2 separate regions of the Mus musculus genome follow, and region 2 is linked to region 1. The links are chromatin loops, found by intact Hi-C in ENCODE. Cell type or tissue: heart. All regions are shown on one strand.

Region 1 (5,000 bases):
CTACTTAAGATTTTCAGTTTTCTCTGCTTCTCATAAGTTTGTAAAAAGTTTTATTAGGTGACACCCGTGACCACTAGGAGAAGACCTTTTGCCACCTCAGTAAGTTCACTTCAGTTTCGTTTAATCAGACTCAACCCTGACTGTGTTTTGAGGTACAGAGTCTCGCTGAAATTTTGCTGATACGTTAAAGTTCATCTTATTACTATATAATGAGACCCGAATAGCTGGCGGGTGTGTGGTACCTCCATCTAGAGTCTCCCAGTGGAGGAGGAAGCTTGGCATGGGGGGGGGGCCAGAACAATGGCAGTATGTCAGTCAAGGCTGTAAAGTGACCCTGACGGAGGCGTGGTCGCTCCTCCATCTTCCCTTCTCTATCTCTGCATGGCTGGTGTCAGAGTACCCAATATATGTCCTGAACACCCCTGTCATTTCCTCCAGGTACACCCAGTTGTGTCCCCATTTCTGGGTTAAAGGATAATTCAGGAAGTATCTTAAGTCAGGTCAGGGTCCATCCCTCTGCATGGAGACTGCTGACTTAGCCTCCCACAGAGGTCCTTGTTCCGGCTGGAAGGACAGTGTGAAGGGTGGTGATTTCCTCCATGAAGTGTTGTCTGCTGCCTCACACAACTTGTTGGCAGTGGGTGTTCCCTGTGACAATTTATAGGACTCTGTGTTTCTTGTATTACTGACTGACTTTCAGGAGCCAGGGAAGGCTTCGTCACAGGAATCAGCGCTAACTAAGATTGACTGATCTGCTTTTCCAGTGGCGAGGTCCACAGGCTAGTTCCTGTAGCTGAACAAGATGATTCCCTAGGGAAGTCCAATTCTATCATAATCAAATAGCAACTGTATTTAGAAATTTAATATCCTTTAATATCACAAGGGAAACTTCTTAGCTATTCTATACCTCACTGCAGCGTGTGGGGGGAAACAATTACTATTTCAAAGTTATTAAATTTGCTAAAAATCCATCAGTTAAGATTATCAATTATCCTAGCAGCCCTTTATTGTGAAAGAAGTGCGGGGAATCTTGAGGGTTTTTAAATTGTGCGTCTTAGGTCTCCTTTCTCAAACACATGTATATGTGCATGTGATGTGAGTGTGTATGTCTGGTTATATGTGCTTGGGATGTACGTGCATATGCATGCAGGCCGAGGACCAAAGCTGACACTGGGTATCTCTTTTGATCACTCTGTTTATTTACTGAGTCACAGTCTCTCCCCAAGCTAGGAAGTTCCCAGGTCTAGTCAGCTTTCCCCGGGGCAGTCCCTTGTTTCGGTCTCTGGAGTGCTGGGATTATAGGTAGAAGGCACACCTCTCTGGCCTTTTACTTGGGTTCTGGGGATCTGAACTCAGGTCCTCATGCTTAAACAGCAAGTGCTTTATCCACTGAGCCACCTCCGTCTCTCAGGAGTCACTGTTTAAACAAGCAGAGAAAAGTTATTTGGTGCCCGACTGCTGTCTGCTGGGGAATGCTTGCTGTATGGGGGAAGTGTTAACTGTATAATGACCACATTTGAGGCAGTCGTGGGTATGCCTCGGTTGGAATTAGTGCAGACCACGCCCCTTCCACGAAGCTCTGAGCTAGGCCCCTTCTTAGAATTGGGAACAAAACACCCATGGAAGGAGTTACAGAGACAATGTTTGGAGCTGTGACAAAAGGATGGACCATCTAGAGACTGCCATATCCGGGGATCCATCCCATAATCAGCTTCCAAACGCTGACACCATTGCATATACTAGCAAGATTTTGCTGAAAGGACCCAGATAGAGCTCTCTCTTGTGAGACTATGCCGGGGCCTAGCAAACACAGAAGTGGATGCTCACAGTCAGCTATTGGATGGATCACAGGGCCCCCAATGGAGGAGCTAGAGAAAGTACCCAAGGAGCTAAAGGGGTCTGCAACCCTATAGGTGGAACTGCCTGCCGCTGATTCCATGCAGATCAGTAGACTCTGAAGGGAACACCCCAGCGCAGCTATGAAGCACGTCTCAGCTGAACATTTATTATAAGAAGCACACTATGTGCACCACTCAGAAGGATAATCTAGTGCTTTTCAAGGATATGTGTTTAGATTCCTGCACTCTTAGAGATTCTTCTCTGCAGGACACAGCTTGGTCCAGTTATTGTATCCTGTTATGTTGGATAATAAGGAGATTCATTTGGAAAGTGTCTGTTGTACATTGTCTGCCCAAACTATGTACCCAAATAATTTATTCATATGTCCTGTAGTAACAAAAACTAGTCTTGGTTGGATCATTTTGTTTGTTTGTTGTTGTTTTTTGTTTTTTACCCCAAGGCAAAGACCAGATTTCTTGTAGTGGCCACCAGAGGGAGCCAGAGAGGTTGATATTTTAATAAAAGCCTTGGCAGTTTTCATATTGGTAGTATTTATCAGCACTTCTGTTGAAGTTATATTAAGAATAATTACTTAAGCGAAATATATACATATTATGGTTCCATTTTTAGTTAAAGATTTAATGTGTATCTAGGTATTACAAACTCTGTAAATATCAGTAACAAAAAAGAACATTAATATGATCTTTTTAAAAAGATTTATTTTTAATTATGTGTATGTATCCAAGTTTGGGCATGTACATGTGAGTGCAGTGCCCACAGAAGCCAGAGGCATCAGTTCTCTCTGGAGCTAGAATTGTGGACAGTTGTGAGCCGCTTGATGTGGGTGCTGGAAACTGAAAGGATCTGCTGCAACAGCTTCCACGTTCTTAACTGCTGAGCCATCTCTCCAGCTCCCAATAGAATGGTTTTCATGGTGATTTTTCTTCTTCCCTTTTTTGCCTCTCTCCCATCTTGTTTAGAACATATATTAGTATTTTATTTAGTATTTGCTTTTTTTCCTACCGTGAACACACCGTTGTAGAACAAAATTCCCCCTGCGTGTAGTTTAGAAAGGGGTGTGGAAGCTTCCGAATGACTGCTGTGGTGTTTAAAGTGCCTGAGATGCATCACCCATTGTTTTGATTCATCATTAATTTGCCTTAAATTTTTTGTTTTGCATTTTAAAAAGTTATACTGAAGACATAACTTGTATGAATTTGCAGAGCCTGAATTTCTGTGGCAAAAACTTCAGATTTACTGAGTAGAGAACAAAGGTATATTGTTTTAGACTCTTGGCTGTTGCATCTATAAGAACAATTGGAGTATAAAAAATCTGATGAATAATATGTTTATTCAACAGAATTCAGCCTTAGAACTGAGTTTTAGGTATAAATATTCTCCTGTCTACTTTGTGTGTTTGTTCATAGTGTATTTGTGTGTGGGGGGGTGGGGTGGGGGGGGGGCAGGACACACATGCATGCCTGAAAAGGCTAAAGATTGACTTGGGTGTCTTCCTGTCCCTCTTCATTTGCTGATGTAAGGTCTTTGGCCAAGGCTTTCCCATCAGCTAGCCAGCTCACCCTAGGACTCTGTAGTCTCTAGACAGGCCATCATCACACCTACCTGACTGGGTTCTAATGCTTGCCTGGCAAGGGCTTTATCCTGACCATCTCTCCAGCCTCACTTTTATAACCAATTAGTAAATCTTTACCCTTTTTTTTTTTTTTTTTTTTTTTTTTGACAGTATGACATAGGAAAAAAGGTACTTCAGGGCTAGCCCAGGGCTGGAGTTTTAGCTGGCATTGGCAACTGTGCAATGCGGATAGTCACTGAGCGACTGCAAGATTCTTTTCATGGGCAGAATGAAGATGGTAATAAACTGTCTTGGTTATGGTTGAGAGCTGCGTGAGGTGCTGCCTCAGTAAACGCTGACGGTCTTAGTTTTCTTTCCTGCCGCTGTGATAAAATACACTGACGAAAGCAATTTAAAGGAGAAGAGGTTTATGTTCACTTACAGTTCAAGGATATTACTGCCCTTCGTGGTAGGGGAGTCAAGGCACCAGGAGCCGGAAGCAGCTAGTCTTGTTACATCCCTATGTCCACAGTCAGAAGCGAGTGATGGATGCTAGTCTGCATGGGAGTGCTCAGCTTGCTTTCTCCTTACACAGCTTAGGGTCTCCTGCCCAGGGAGTGGTGCCACCCACAGTGGGCAAGTCTTCCCAACTTAATCAATTGATTAGGATGCCCCTCAACAGACATGCCCAGAGGCCAGTCTCATAGCTTTTGTTCTTGATGACTGACACTAACCATCTGGGAAATCTTAGGTTAATTTTGGCCAGGGCCACTCTTCTAGCAACCAATCAGACTGATTTACCCTTTAAAGAACCTGCATTTACCCAGTTTACCCCTTTCCCTTTGATTTATTTATCTCTGTGCTAATCAACTTTGCTAACCCCCTAATACAGGAGGATTATCACCATTTTCCAGTTCAGGTAGGCTTTGGATTCTTCGCAGAACGGCTAAGACCCTGTGGTAGTTTGAATAAGAATGGCCTTCAGAGGCTCCTATATTTGAATGCTTAGGGAGTGGCACTATTAGAAAGGATTAGGAGTCATGGCCTTGTTGGAGGAAATGGGCCCAAACCAGGCCCAGGGTTTCTCTCTTCCTGCAGCCTGTGGATCTGGATGCAGAACTCTCAACTTCTCCAGCAACTGGTCTGCCTGTGTGCTGCCGTGCATTCCTCCATTGTGGGAGAGCAGAGGCAAGCTAGCTAATAGCCAGCATGGTAGCAGAAGCAGGAATCTGAGAGCTCCGGTGGTGAACTGCAAGCACAAAGCAGAAAGAGCGATAGAAATGGCCCAGGGCTGTTAATCTCAAAGCCCACCTCCAGTGTGGCACTCCTCTAGCAAGGCTGAACCACCTAAACCTCCCGCAACAGTGCATCAACTGGGAACCAAGTGTTCCAATCTCTTAGCCTGTGGGGAACATTCAAATAGCTACACATTCTGTCTGTGGCTGTTTCTATTCTACGGTGGCAGAGTAGAGAAGCTGCAGCCGAGAATGTGTTTGTCTGCTAAGCTCAAAACATTGCCCAACCTTTCACAAAGAAATTTGTCAATCTCTGAAGGGTTGCCATGGAGCAGGTGAGAATTACCTGTGCA
Region 2 (5,000 bases), 100 kb before region 1:
GACTGCTCGGCAGCCTTAGTTCTGAGCATAGGGTGCACATTTTGCCAGGTGCATACTGCCACCCCACCCAGTGCCAGCAAATGCTGCCCCAAACCGCTCACCTCAGATTTGAGTTACAATGATACAGATCACCTTGTTTCTGCTGTGTGCAAAGTTTTCTGCACTCAGAGAAACATAATGGTTTAATTATGGAAAACATGGACTCTCTACATTTTCCTAGTTAGCTATTCCTTGGTGTATATAAAATTAATTTATTTTTTAATTGTTTAATTTTAACATCTTATTTTTATTTATGTATGTGAATTGTAGATGAGTACCAGTGCCCACTGAGACCAGAGATGGTGTCCAATCCCCTGGTACTGGGCTTGCCAGTGGTTGTAAGCGGCCCAAAATGGGTGCTGAGAATCTAACTCAGGTCCTCTAGAAGAGCAGCAAAGACTCTATTGATTGATTGATTAATTGATTGGTTGATTTTAAAAAATCACTCACTCGGTTCCTGACTTTAGCTTCACAAAAATATTGTTAAATGAGTTTTGGCTTGGCATTGACACAGAACTTCCAGTCGGTTGTGAAATGGCTCTAGACGTTTTTCTGACACTTTGCATTATATATTCATGGCAAGGCCCTGTTGCCAGCAATGGCAATGAAAAACTATTCATCTAAATATTAGTCATCCTTGGAAAAATGTGGGAGATGTCCTCCATGCTGCAGTGCCAAATATCAGCCTAGGCTTCGCACCTTACATCACAGCAATCGTGGCATCTAGTGCTGTGCCCATTTGTTTTGTCTTTAATAAACGATAAAGTTAGAGAGTTGGAGAAATGGCTCCGCGGTTAAGAGCACCAGCCGCTTTTCCAGAGGACTTGGACTTGATTCCCAGCACCCACATAGAGCTCACAACCGTCTGTAACTCCAGTTCCAGGGCAGCCTCTGGCTCTGCATGCAGATGGTGCAGAGCATACATACACCCAAGCAAACTACCCATGGGCATGAAATAAAATTTAAAAATTATTACCAAGGAGCTATTTTAAAGTAAAATTTATTATTTGTCATCAATAAATATTTAGTTTATATGCCTCTCTATCTGAGGCCATATAAAAATTCATATCAAAAGGTGTTGCTAGGGGGGAAGTTTAAAAAGCCCTGATCTGGAGCATTCTTAACATCTTCCTTTCTAATGCTTTTAATATTTGAAGAATGTAAGGCGAGACATTTTTTTCAGATGTTTCATGTTTAGATCAGTTTTCATAGTTCCATTAACCTATCCCTGTGTGCCGTAGACTTCCTGTTGATGTGGCAGTTAGAGGTTAAGGGGTTAATTGAATTTGGACTAAACATTTTGGCAAGAGTATTCCATAGGCTCTTCGTGACACTCCATTACCTCACCTCAAGTGACACAATTGGTTAAGGGTGTTTCTCCATCATACAGATCTGTCTTTGCGGTCTTCCTGTCCCTCGTTTATCAATGTGATATATCACAGTGTTTTGATTTGCATACGTTGTGCCAGCCTTGCCCTCCGGGGAAAATTCCTGTTAGAGTATGATGGATGAAATTTTGTTTACTCTAAATAACAATTTTAAAAGTATATTAATTATGTACATATGGGCACGCAAGTTTCCTTGGATGCCAGCGGAAGGCATCGGATGCCCCTGGAGCTGGAGTTACATGTGGCTGTGAGCTGCCTGACGTGGGTGCTGGGAACTGAACGCTGGTCTTGTGCGAGAGAAGTTCGTGCTGTGGGCCGCTGGGCTGTCTCTTCAGGCCCAGTCCCTTTGTTTTTGTTTATTGTTGTAGTTTTAGGGGATGGAGTCTCAGTATGTCACTCAGGCTAATAAACTCTTAGGTGTGTGTGTTCTGTTTCCTCGCCTGAGCCTCCCAAGTAGCTGGGACTGCAGGTCGACTCTCTGATGGCTGGCTGGATAATCATCCTTTTAGTGTATTGTTGAAATCTATTTGCATCTGTGCTCCTCAGGGGTATTGGACTGTAACTTCCTTCTTTGTAATGCCCCTGTCTGGCTTTAATAACAGAGTAACACTTGTGAAATGGATTTGCAAATATTTCATTCTATCCAACTTTCTGGGGTGAGTTTAAGAAGCATTGGTTCTCAGTCTTCCCTAAACACATGTGAACTTCAGCACCAGGGACATCAAATCACAGGCTTTTTTTTCTTTTAATGGGAGATATTTGCTTTAAATTTGAAATTTTGTTTCACATCTTACATGTTTTGCTTGCACGTATGCCTGCCTGTGCCCCATGTACAGACAGTACCTATTAGGGCCAGAAGAGGGCACCAGATACACAGACCTGGAGTTAACAGGTATGAGCTTGTTGATCCTAACCACTGAGCCACCTCTCTAACCGCTCTCCTTTGGAAAAGAGCTTTGCCTTCTCATCTGGATTGACCAAGTGTTTCTCCCAGTGAGGAAAGAAGAAATATTTAATTATCTCACCTTTGAAATGTGGGCCTTTTCTCAAACGTGAACTTTTCCTCGTGGATTTTTACCTATTTTTGTTATAATTAGTTACAGTTATTTTGGATGCTTGAGAGTCTGTCATGTAGCTGGGAACACCCCTCCATGCTGCCGTCAGCGCACCCTCTGGGAACATGTCTACTTGGTTTTGAGCACAACCTCACTTTTGGAAACTTCATAATTTGTACTTTTCCTACTCCAGTCATGGAATTTAGCCATTTCCACAGGAATCCATGGTCTTTTGAAACACTAGTAAGAAAGCATTTAGAAACCAAGGCTGAAAATAAAAAGTGCTTGTTTCTTCCCGGGCACCATCACTTCCCAGGCCTCTCCAGGCACAGGTCTGCTTTTTAAGATAAATTTGTATAATAATTCAGTTTGAACATAACAGATTTTTGGTATTTACTTCCTTTATTTTTTTTTTAAAATGATAATCTTGACTCCTGAGTTCAAATCCCAGCAACCACATGGTGGCTCACAACCATCCGTTATGAGATCTGACGCCCTCTTCTGGTGCATCTGAAGACAGCTACAGTGTACTTAGATATAATAATAAATAAATCTTTAAAAAAATACCATCACAACACCTATTTTATTTACAGTATACACAATGTGTAAAAACTCTACTATGTGCAAACCTTTTAAATGGTACCAGAATACGAGAAGCCAGTATGAATCCTACCTTCGACTTAGGATTCAGGGTGCTAGTGAGATGCGTACATGAGGAGCTATGATACAGTATAGACAAGCCTTAGCGAGGAGTGGCGAGCTCCTTCCTGGAGAGTCGCTTTTGAGATACAGGGCCAAGAGCGGGACATGCTGTTCAAGGAATCAGGAATAGCAGGAGCAAAGGTTTGAGGTAAGAAAGTTTGCACCATGGGGTCTTTCTATTCGCTTGGAGCAACGGGCCTTGAAGGAAGTCACCAGAAATCAGTTTGCAAGATGGAGACAGTCAGGTTCTAAGTGCATCGGAATACGGAGCTAAGCACTGTAGGCTTGCAGTGGAAACCCTGCTGCAATTAGTAGTAATAATGTTAAAGTACAACAGCTGCATATTACAATGCCTTCTTCACAATATGCAATGTGGCAATTGTGTGGAGGAGGCTGGAGCCCAAAATACAGTACAGGAGGAGGTAGGAGGTGAGAAGATACAACCATAGCAAGGCTCTGGGTGGGAAAGACATGAAAATACAGGAATAAAAAAGAGATGTGATATCCGAAAGGTAATTGAATTTACATTTTCCCTTTAGACCTATTTTCCAGCCTCTGCCTACCAGCAAAGAGACTCTGGCAACACGACAGGCACTGCCAAGCAGGAGCAAAGAAACAAGGCTGTCTTCTGAAGGAGTTGACTGTACCGCAGGATTCTGGGGAGGCTAAGGGGGAACTGGGAGCTTCAGGGCAAAACCTCTCTACTTTGGGTGGAAGGCTCAGCCAGATGGGTCTCTGTTTGCCCTGAATTGAAGCCTGCCCCCATTACGTGTCTAGAGCCAAATAGGAAGAAAAGCAATATGGGTAGAGAGCTGCAGGGGAGTCCACGTAGCCCACTCAGCAAATTATCAGCTCCCTCTCCTCTCAGATGAATAGTATGGAGCTTAAACTCCCTCCTGAAGAGTGGGCGAGGGATTCTGCAGTCTTCCAAGGGGAAGGAGTGATTTCCCAGTGGAGAGACCTGATGGGCACACAGCAACAGTTGCTAACTGTATCCTGGTATGATGTAGGGAGGATGGAAGTTTACCTCTAGGGTCCTCCTCCCCAGATGCCCTGCCTTAGAATAACCATGGTGGAGGCAATCAGAGAAACCTCAAAGGCAAGACATTCCACAGCATATATTTCAACACTGTCAAGGTCCTCAAAGGTAAGGACAGCTGGAGAAAGTCACCACCAAGAGGAGCCTTGGGAGATATAGTGCAGGTAGTGTGGAATCCTGGGTGAGATCCTTTAGGGGGAAATCAAAGGAGTCTAAACAAGCTATGTACTTCAGCTAATGATGCTGCATAATTGGCATCTCCTTAAGAAGTGTACTGTAATAATGGGAGACATTAATAATGAATAAGTTTGTACTGAGGCATATGGAACTCACTGTGCTATTTCAATAACTTTTCCATAACTCTAAAGTGATTCTAAAATAAGCTTATTGAAATTTTAAACAAAAAAGAAAAAAAAAGGAAAACCATTTATTGGTCCCTTGAAGCGAAGCAATAGCAGGGAAATGCATTAGAACAGGCAATACAGAGTACAGAGGTGGTGGTGGTGTCTTAAAAGTCAGAGCTCCAGTCGGTACACTGAGCGCTACTACATCCACCAAATGAAAACAGGGTGCTCTCAAAAGGGAACATCTTGGGGCTGGGGAGATAACTCAGTGGGTAATGCATTTGCTGTACAAGCATAAAGATCCCCCAACACCCACAGTCATGGCGGCCCACCGATCAACCCAGCACATACATGTGTACCCATATGCATATGAACATACACCACATGCACAGTCACATGCGAAGAAAGCTCTATACAGTTTGGAGGATCAAAA

Evidence for each region. Peaks named below come from ENCODE experiments on the same cell type or tissue, not always from the same donor. Only the 100,000 strongest peaks of a DNase experiment are listed, where the experiment ranks them.
Region 2: it touches region 1 in a loop (2.0-fold over the local background); 2 of 42 quality-filtered maps call a loop at or near these places.

What each region holds. Positions count from the first base shown.
Region 1 is chr9:60,817,246-60,822,245 of GRCm38, forward strand. The region is part of intron 1 of Uaca (uveal autoantigen with coiled-coil domains and ankyrin repeats); the gene reads left to right. Among named protein-coding and RNA genes, the nearest start is that of Uaca, 25 kb to the left of the region's middle. In heart, a CTCF peak has its summit at 2,330 (motif pointing right); no DNase peak of the experiment used is centred here; H3K27ac peaks cover 1,211 bases.
Region 2 is chr9:60,716,201-60,721,200 of GRCm38, forward strand. All of the region lies in intron 1 of Larp6 (La ribonucleoprotein domain family, member 6), which reads left to right. Among named protein-coding and RNA genes, the nearest start is that of Larp6, 5.6 kb to the left of the region's middle. In heart, CTCF peaks have their summits at 2,286 (motif pointing right) and 2,988 (motif pointing left); no DNase peak of the experiment used is centred here.